2 separate regions of the Mus musculus genome follow, and region 1 is linked to region 2. The links are chromatin loops, found by intact Hi-C in ENCODE. Cell type or tissue: left cerebral cortex. All regions are shown on one strand.

Region 1 (5,000 bases), 91 kb before region 2:
CCATGAATAGATTCTCATCTGAGCATAGCTTGTCAACATATTCTCTTCTGCTTTTGGAGATGATGTGCACCAATGTTATAATGTGCATGTCACAGGGGCTGGTGATTTAGATGGGATTTCTTTAGTTCATTGGCATTCACAGAGGAGTAGCATTCACAAACACTGACTGCACAATGGATCATGTCTGCTAAGAGAAGAAACTGTTCTATTCCTGCCATTTATTGGCACAAAGGAATATCCTTCTAAGGCATCATGGATGTACATACAATGATACAAGTGGCAGCTATTAGCAAAGATAGAATTTACTTCCTTACCCTTCATTTGCTCATATGCCCTTTCTATTACTCTCCCAAACATGTTAAGGGTTGTTCTAATAATAAGTGACCTTTAGAAATTGTCTCATTTCAGAGTTTTCACCCATAGTTGTTCAAACATATATTTTCTACTTCTATCCCAAGTCTCGTACAACTCACTCTCTTCTCGATCAAGTTATATAACATGATGAGGTGTTGGGATGACATCTCTAATGTGACCCAGTACCGAAGTTAACTGAAAATGGGCAAAAACAGAAGTTTTCCCAAGATATAACACTGTATTCCGTTACAGCTGCCTTCCTCTTGTCATCTACATCTGTGAGAGTGGCTAACCCCAGTGACAGACAAGAAGGAAATGTGAGATTTAACTGATCTGTTCTTGAATAACTGGTCTTACATAACAAAATTGCAGCAAGCTGTCAGTTCTTAGGTCCCCAGACTCTAGACCTACACTCTCTCAAGCTGCCTTTCCAGCTGACCTCTGACCTCCATCAGAGAATGAATTGATAGCCTGCTGTCTGACTTGGTGTTTTCCAAAAGACCCCACAAATTCTTGCCTCAAATCCATGTCTGTTCATAACTTGTCTCTGTGGAACCTGCATGTCTAGTAGGAAGTACAGTGGGCATTTCCACAAACTGACAAAGGGCTAAGGTATTGTTGTTCCTGCCCCCAGGCTTAGGACACTATATAGGAGCATTGCCATGAATTTGAGGCTAGCCTGGGTTACATAGAAAGTGCCTGCTGGGTTAGTGAGAGCTAGGGTAGGAAAGGGGAAACAAAGTGAAAAGTGACCTTGGTAGCAAGTCTTTAGCATAGAAATCATTCTAGCCAACTGAGCAGGGCACCAGGCTGTAGCCGCCTGCAGCCACATGAAACTGGGTTCCCCTGATCAGACAGCGAGAAAAGAACGTGGCCAAGACAAACCTTGCTGTTCAAAGACCCTGAGGTTTACTGAGAGTCCTTGCTTATAAAGAAGGTAGGCCCATCCCCCGCCAGCCCATTCTTGGTGCCTGGAGCCAGCCCGTAGGCGATCTACAGGGTGTGTCTCTGGAACATCTCAAGGACCTTTCAGCGGGAAGCAGAGTCTTGGAGAAGAGCAAATAGAGCCATCAAGGTCAGAAGGCTCTACCCTAAGTAATCTCCTTCTTAGTGGCAGCAAGATCAAAGTCTGGACCAGCCTGCTTCAAGGCTGAGGGAGGCTACCCCAGGCTTCTGCAGCACAGCTTCCTGGGAGGCTGGGGCAGATAAATGCTGGGTTGGAATCTGGGCTTCAAACGTAGAAGGCCACTATCTTTTAAAAACCAATCAATCAATTAAACAAACAAACAAAAACTACTGGCAACATTTGTTTGTCATGTAAATGTGCCTGCGCCTCCAAGTCTAAAGCCCATGAAGTCTCTCATCCCTGAGCACCATCTCCTCATACTCAATATTCCCTTCCCTAAAACAGCACTGACCCTACCTCCGTCTATGTACCACGAGGAAGTGGTCTTCAACTTCATCCCACCCTGTGAACAAACAATTATTTGATTTTAAAAACAGCCTAATTATCTCTCAAAAGTTATATATATATATATTTGATTTTCCCATAAACCTGATAATATAAGTGTCCCTTGTTCGGCTAGTCCACTTCTTTACTGAGATATCTTCTTTCTCAGATCACATACAGTGCATTTGTGAGAATAAACCTTGCGAGAACACAAGGTTTTATCTACAAGATGTTTGCAAGGAAAAAAAGAAAAGAGGAGAGGAGAGGAGAGGAGAGGAGAGGAGAGGAGAGGAGAGGAGAGGAGAGGAGAGGAGAGGAGAGGAGAGGAGAGGAGAAGAGAAGAAAAGAAAAGAAAAAGCAAAGAGGAGTTAAAAAAAAAAAAGACAAGACAAAACAAGATCAGTAGTTTGGATTTTTGAGCACATTTTGCCCCCTGGCTGAACACAGTCATCTAAACAAGCTTGAGGGTGAAGCTCAAGCCCAAAGCACCATCATCTCCCTGAATATCATTTGTCTGTAGAGGCCATGTTTTATACACGTCAGGTTCGAAACATAAATGGAATTTTCATTTGAGTCTGACTTTGTAGCAGTAAAGACAAAGGGGAAGAGACACTGCACTCACAGGAAACGACTACAAGTTGAGAAACAAGGGCGTACTCTATCTCTGGCCGGCAGCAGGAAAGACATTAAATGTGTCCTATAATCCTTTCCTCACCACGGAACCGAAGCACTGCAAAGCCGGTCTCAATCCAGCAGATGGCGAGAGACTAATTCTAGTCTACAGCCCTCTGGAAACTGCAGAGCTCTCATTCTGAAGACACTGGGCTATCAAACAAAATTGACACAGAACATTTGTGCTCTTTATTTTATAATTTTATTTTGTTTTATTGGACTAGGACTACCTATTGCCTTCCCTCCGCTCGCCTCTTACTGTGCGATGAAAGAGAACCTGAATGGGATGCATTAAAGCAGACAGCCTGCTTTTGTTAATTCATGTGTTTGAATACTGAAACCCAGCTGGTGGTACTCTACTGGGAGGTTTCAGAGTCTCTGAGAGGTGGGGCTAGCTGGAGGAGTGGCTTGAGGTTTATAGTGGTCCCTGTCTTCCTGTCCTGCCCAGCTTCGTTTCCTGTAGAGATGTAACACCCCACCATGTTTCCGCAGCCACAGCCCTGTGCGGCTCACAGTCTCAAATACTTCCCCACCACGGTGGACCATACCTTCAAACTGTAAGTCAGACCGAGTCCATCCTCACTTTAGATGCTTCCTGTCCTGTTCCTGATTTAAACAATGAGAAAAGCAACTGATACACATTCAAAGAAGAGCAAATGGAGAATCACATGTGCATATTCTGTTCTGCGTACCTACTGTATCTATTTGCTTTGTAAATTAATATTTTATTAACTATTTGTGAATTTCATGATGCATTTTTATTATGTATTCTTCCTCCTCGGTTTATTTATTCATAATTTTTATTTTTCACGTGTATGAGCATTTTGCTTTTATCTATGTTTATGCACCACATACCCTCCTGATGCCCACAAAGGACAGAAGAAAACATTGGAGCTCATGAAATAGAGTCACGGATTGTTGTGAGTCACTATGTGTGTACTGGGAACCAAGTCTGGGTTTTCTGCAAGAGCAGCCAGTGCTCTTAACCACTGAGCCATCTTTCCACCCCAAGCCATTTTCTTTTTGATGCATCATTAACATGGGCAGGCCTATTGTTCTCCATATGAATTATTTAAGCTAAGGTAAGATTGGATTGAAGTATAGACTATAGCAAGAGAAGGAGGGCTCTCCTGGCATCAAAAGCTCCTGTGTGTTCACTGAGAGCTGCTAATATTTGCCTCAATATTCCCTAATACATTTTCTAGGTGATCTGAATCCATTGTTTCTTGTTCAGTATTCAAAGACATTTTTCCTCAATTAGCTAATTAAAAAAATATTCAAGAGGGCACAGATATGTTTATGATGGTGTTAAATGCAGAAACAAAAGGCCTCTCAGAAAGGAAAATGGGAGGTATTTATTAAATGAATTCACAAGATTCTTCAGGGCTTCACTTTATTCTAAGAACAAAGTGTCATTACATTCTGAGTTTACAACACCGTATAAACCATCTTGGTAAACACTGAGGATGGGGTCTATATGGTAGATATCTTCAGCTTCATTAACACATCAGAGTGTTTCCCAGTCCAGAATGTCAGTGTGTGCTCCTGGTTACTGGAACCTGTTCCTTTTTGCTGTGCTACAATTATAAGCTCCATCATAACTCCTTAGTCATGTATTTATTTTCCTGGATAGATTGCAAACTCTATGAAAACATATTCTTCCATCATCATATCTCCAGTATCTAGCATAGCCTGAGTTGAAGATCGTGCCCTAAAATACCAGTGAAGCAGGAATATGACCCATTTTATAAAGTGGTCTTCAATCAACAAAAGCTCACAATAGCAGTTATGTAGAGGCCTCATTAACAGAGGCGTGGTCTCAGAATATGGTGGCTTCTCAACTCCCATATTTTCCAAGAACTGAACATCTATTTCCCACATGTTCTAGATCTCCTGGTTTTTCATACTATGAGTGATGTCTTAGATACAAAGGAGAGCAAGAAGCACCCCAAGTCTTACTTCTTAAGAATAGAAGTGACTTAAATACAGTTAAGTTTCTCACACTAGCATTGTAATAGCTTCTTGCCCAAACAACCAGGAAGGGCAGTTGAAGTTAAGTGATTTGTTCCCTGTGGTTGATGGTTGTCAATAAGTACTGTGCCTAGCATCTCTAGGTATTTTATGACTGTTCCACATAGCCACACCACTTACTTTTTACTTCAATACTTCAATTCCTTTTTATTTTTGCACATGTATGTGTATATATACATACATATGTGTTTTTGTGTGTGTGCGCGCATATCTGTGTAGAGGCCTGAAGTTGATATCAAGAATCTTTGCTTATCATTTTCCTCTTTCATTCGTTGAGATAGAGTCTCTTGCTGAACCCAAGCTCATACATTCCTGCTGTAGTAGCTTGACACTTACTCCAGGATTCCTGTGGCTACTTCCCACGTGCTGGCAGCCGTCCCATCCACAGAGCGCTCACATGAGTACTGGGGATTTGAACTCTGTTGTTCACATTTGCAGGCGCTTTACCCACTGAGCCAGCTCCCAAGCTTTCCTGCCCCCCATTTCTTGGCAC
Region 2 (5,000 bases):
TCACTCTGTAGATCAGGCTGGCCTTTAACTCAGAAATCCCCCTGCCTCTGCCATCCATGTGTTGGGATTAAAGGCTTGTGACACTACTGCCCGGCCAAAATGATATATTTTTATGGATTAAAAACAAAGCCAATATAAAGTTAAACTCCTGATAGACAAATAATGGATAAAATATGATGTTCATTTAGAATACAGGAAATAAATAAAATAAAAAAAAACTATGTATTTGGGTTCTAATACTAAACTGTATTAGATTAAATTTGTCTTGGGGTTTTAAGAATTGAAAATTTTAAGAGAAAACACGATAGCGCCCTTGGAGAGAAACTGTCCATTTCTGACTAGAGCACTTACATACCACAAGAGACTTGACTATCCCTCTCTAACACACATTTGTTCTATGTTGCTTCAAGTCAATGCAGGGAGAGAATGCAAGTCCTAAATGAATGGTCAGATATGAATTTCCAGATTATTGTCTGATTTGCATATTGTTTTGTTTTGGAATCTCTAAATTTAAAAAATGATAGACGACAAAATGACAAGTCAACTTAATTCAAGGTAATCCATTTTAACAGTAACAGAACTGGTTAGAGATTCCATCCTGCATGCTTAAATATTTCTCTCTCTGAATGTATATTTGTTTGTGTGTTTATGTATGTATATGTGTGTGCACATAAATATGGATGGGTGAGTGTGCAAATGTGTGTGGAGGCTACAGTCTGAAATCAGGTGTCTTCCTCAATTACTCTCCAACTCATTATAATTGTTATTTATTTTCTTGAGATGGAAATCCCTCACTAAACCTGTTGTTCACTGATTGGTATCAGTTGGCTGGCCAGTAAACCCCTGGATTCTCCTGTTTCTGTCTTCAGGAGATTACAAGCTGGGATTACAAGCATGCCCTTCCACACTCAATTTATATATGGGACCTGAGGATTGGAACTCAAGTCTTCATCCTTACACAAGAAGCATTTCACAGACAGGCCTCTCTCGAGCCCTAAGGAGAAGCACTTTTGCTACATGAAGAATATAAATATCGATAAATGTAATAAATGATCATGTGTAAATTAATAATATAAATATACAATGGAAAGTAAGTCAAAAATTCAAAATTAATCTTTTTAAGTAGATAAATAAATAAAACAAACATTTCACTGTTAAATGTATTTGAAAACATGATTTGCCAGGCAGTGGTGGCACATGCCTTTAATCCCAGCACTTGGGAGGCAGAGGCAGGCGGATTTCTGAGTTCGAGGCCAGCCTGGTCTACAGAGTGAGTTCCAGGACAGCCAGAGCTACACAGAGAAACCTTGACTCAAAACAAAAACAAAAACAACAACAACAACAAAAAAAACAAAAACAAAAAACCAAAAAAAAACCAACAAGATTTATCCTACTTACAATTTAATATCCCAGAAACTATATAATTAACTATGGAAATTGACTACATATATGTAAACCATATATAAGCGTCTAGATTTTTAAAAATCTTCTTGCAGTCATTTTATGCAATCATAATGAATTAATTATAATTAATGATAACATAAAATATGAGTCACACAAATTTACTTAAAGGTTTAGCTTTCCTGGACATCTAAAAATTATACAGTAATTATTAAAATGATAAGAGAACATGATAAAATTAAGTCACACCATAAATATTAAATGTGGTGGGCTGGTTTAGTTCTTCTACATGTCTAACAATATCCTTAAATTAACCTGATTAGAAAAATTAGGTTCATTTTAATAAAAATTAGGGAAAGGTCATGGTAAGTGAACATTTTGTTTTTAACCCCCAAATTTTCAAAAACTTTAACAGACATGAATGCTTTGAAAATTGAATATCCTTTTCCTAATCTTTCCTAACAGGAACATATCCTTTAAAAACCACCTTTAAGTATAAGGATTCCTTTAAGGAATTCTGTTTATTTTCTAATTCTTTTCTCAGAATCTAGTCTTCTCATGATGCAACAACAACAACAACAAAATCCCTAACTTTAATTCCATTGACGACTTTAAATCACTAAGTTCTACTTTTTATAAAGCAAGGCAGGTCAAAAGCACCAGGAAAACATTTTGAGTGGCAGGGATGTTGAAAAATGTTTAAGAACAGTGATGGAAAGAGGGCAATATTACTCCTTGCATTCTTTGGTGCTATAAGCTCTCGTCTGTCCTAAAATGTTCAATAAGCATTCAAGGCTGCTTTGGAAAAAGACATTTCGATGGTGCACTCAGGCACTGCATGTCTGATGAGGCACGGCAAGGAAAAACACCCGACCTGAATAGCAGCCAAGACACTGCAGGAAATTCCTCAATGATCTCAATACAGAGAGCTCAAATTCTGGCCATTTTCTTGGGCAAAAGACAGAACCAGAGGTTCTAGGAAGTGGTGTTAACAGAGTTACTAAACTCAGGGAAAGACTAGCAACAGAAAGAAAGCATTGTATACTGCCTTCCAACACTGATCAAACAGTGAATCATAGTTCCCTTCCCCTCACATCTCCATCAGCATTTGTCAGCTGTTCTATTGATCAGAGCTCTTCTTACAGAAGAAAGATGCAATCTCAAAGAAGTTTTAAGTTGCTTTCCCCTAATCACTAAGGATGTTCAACATATTCTGAGATGTGTTGTAGCCATTTTTATTTCTTTCTTCTGTGAACTGTCTATTCAAATCCAGAGCCCACTTCCTACCTGATCATCTGATTCTTTGCATATGTTTTATTACTATTATTATTACTTTTTATATTATGAGTATTAATCCTCTATATGATGTGCTGCTGGCAAAGTTCTTGCCTACTCTGTGGACTTCATCTTCACTTGTCTCTTTTGTTGCACCAAAACTCCTCAGTGTTTTGTGGTGCCATTTGGGAGTTGTTGCCTTAATTCGGAGTGAATGGAGTTCTATTCCCAAAGTATTTTCCTACATATCTATATTTTCTAGGGTACAACTTATGCTATCTTCTAGTAATATCAGCATTTTGTTTTTACATAAGTTCTTACATCCGTTGTTTTGCTTTGTTTTATTTTTGTAACAAGATGACAGATACAGGTCTAACTGCATTCTACACATAGAGAGCCAGTTTTCCCAGTACCATTTGTTCAGGTTCTTTTCTTTTTCATTTGTTCTTTTCTGTGTGTGCAACCTCAATGGAATCAGTGTGGAGAATTTTCAGAAAGATAAAGTAATCTATCATATGAGTTGCATATACTACTCCTTGACCTATATAAAAGAGCTTGCTATCTTGCTTCACAGATATCTGCTGTAGCTGGGCTCCCTGTTCTATTCACAGTATCTAGGAAATGGAAAAAGCCTAAATGTTCTTCAATTGATGACTGGACAATGAAAAGGAAGTACATACATACAATGAAATTCCACTTACCTACACAGAAAAATGAAATTATGAAAATTGCAGATAAAAAAAGGACCTAGAAAAAGTTGTGCAGAAATAATACAGAACCTGAAAGACAAATGCCATTGCCTTATTGGATACAAATCTTTAGATAAACATATATAACCTGGAACCACCTCAGAGTCCAGGGACATTTAATGGACCTTTTGGGGGGATAGTGGAACTTTCGATTAGAAGATAGAAGGACACAAGGACTGTGATGGGGAACACGGCAAAAACTGGAGCAGCAGACTTTAGCCGAGGAGAGGGAAGAAAGGCAACACACAGAGAAAGGAAGGAACAGAGGTAAATAATACTAAGGATGCTTGAAAAGGCCCTAGGGATATATTACTCTATGTTTACTTAAAATACATAATATAAACAAATATATATGAGTTTATGAGAATTTGCATGTCTACAAGTTAAAAGAATTAATGCTATTTGAAGTGATATTTAAAAAGTGTCTCCCAAGGAAAGGCCATCCAGAGATTGCCTGACATGGAGATCCATCCCATATACAGTTACCAAACCCACACACTATTATGGATGCCAAGAAGTGCTTGCTGACAGGAGCCTGACATAGCTGTCTCCTGAGAGACTCTGACAGAACCTGACAAATACAGAGACAGATGATCACAGCCAACCATTGGACTGAGCACAGGGTCCCCAATGGGGTCCCCAATGAAGGAGTTAGAGAAAGGACTGAAGGAGCTGAAGGGGTTTGCAACCCCATAGGAAGAACAACAATATCGACCAAGACTACCCAGAGCTCACAGGGGCTAACTCACCAACCAAAGAGTACACATGGAGGGACTCATGGCTCCAGCCGCATATGTAGCAGAGGAATGCCTTGTGGGACATCAATGGGAGAAGAGGCTCTTGGTCTTATACAGGTTCTATTCCCCAGTGTAGAGGAATGCCAGGACAGGGAAGTGGGAATGGGTGGGTGGGTGGAAGGAACACAGTCTTAGAAGGAGGGGGAGGGTGGATGGAATAGGGGTTTTTTGGAGGGGAAACCAGGAAAGGGGATAACATTTGAAATGTAAATAAAGAAAATATCTAATAAATTTTAAAAAAAGTGTCTCTAAATTCTAGTAATACAACTACACACTCACACACAAATATGTATATGCATATATATATATATATAGTGTATGTATATACATGTCTCTATGTATTGAATTTTAGATAGTTTGAAAAACCTTAAAACATGTTTCTACTTACTGCTATTTATATATTTTTAATTAATAAAGCACATTTAGGATAATTTTAGATTCATATACAAAATATGAATAAGTAAAAATCATGACTCACAACTACTTCTTCACACACATACACACACAGACACACACAGACACACACACACACACACACACACACACACACAGACACACACACACAGACACACACAGACACACAGACACACACACACAGACACACACACTACCACCACCACCACCATCACTACCACAAAAATAACAACAGCAACAACAAAATGACAGTAATCACATGCCAAACAAGAAAATGAACAGAACTCAACAAAACTATTCAATGATGCCTCTCAACATCAGTGGTCCCATGCTCCCAAAAGACGCTGACTAACAGAATGGATAC

The links. Hi-C counts contacts between places; a loop is a spot of excess contacts. Peaks named below come from ENCODE experiments on the same cell type or tissue, not always from the same donor. Only the 100,000 strongest peaks of a DNase experiment are listed, where the experiment ranks them.
Region 1: a loop joins it to region 2, with 3.0 times the contacts of the local background. A loop is called at or near these places in 2 of 42 quality-filtered maps.

The regions. Positions count from the first base shown.
Region 1 is chr6:12,123,118-12,128,117 of GRCm38, reverse strand. No RefSeq gene overlaps it. Among named protein-coding and RNA genes, the nearest start is that of Gm35961, 42 kb to the left of the region's middle. In left cerebral cortex, a CTCF peak has its summit at 2,556 (motif pointing right); DNase peaks (open chromatin) are centred at 2,541 and 4,879.
Region 2 is chr6:12,032,039-12,037,038 of GRCm38, reverse strand. The region is part of intron 16 of Phf14 (PHD finger protein 14); the gene reads right to left. Among named protein-coding and RNA genes, the nearest start is that of Phf14, 110 kb to the right of the region's middle. In left cerebral cortex, no CTCF peak of the experiment used is centred here; a DNase peak (open chromatin) is centred at 2,297.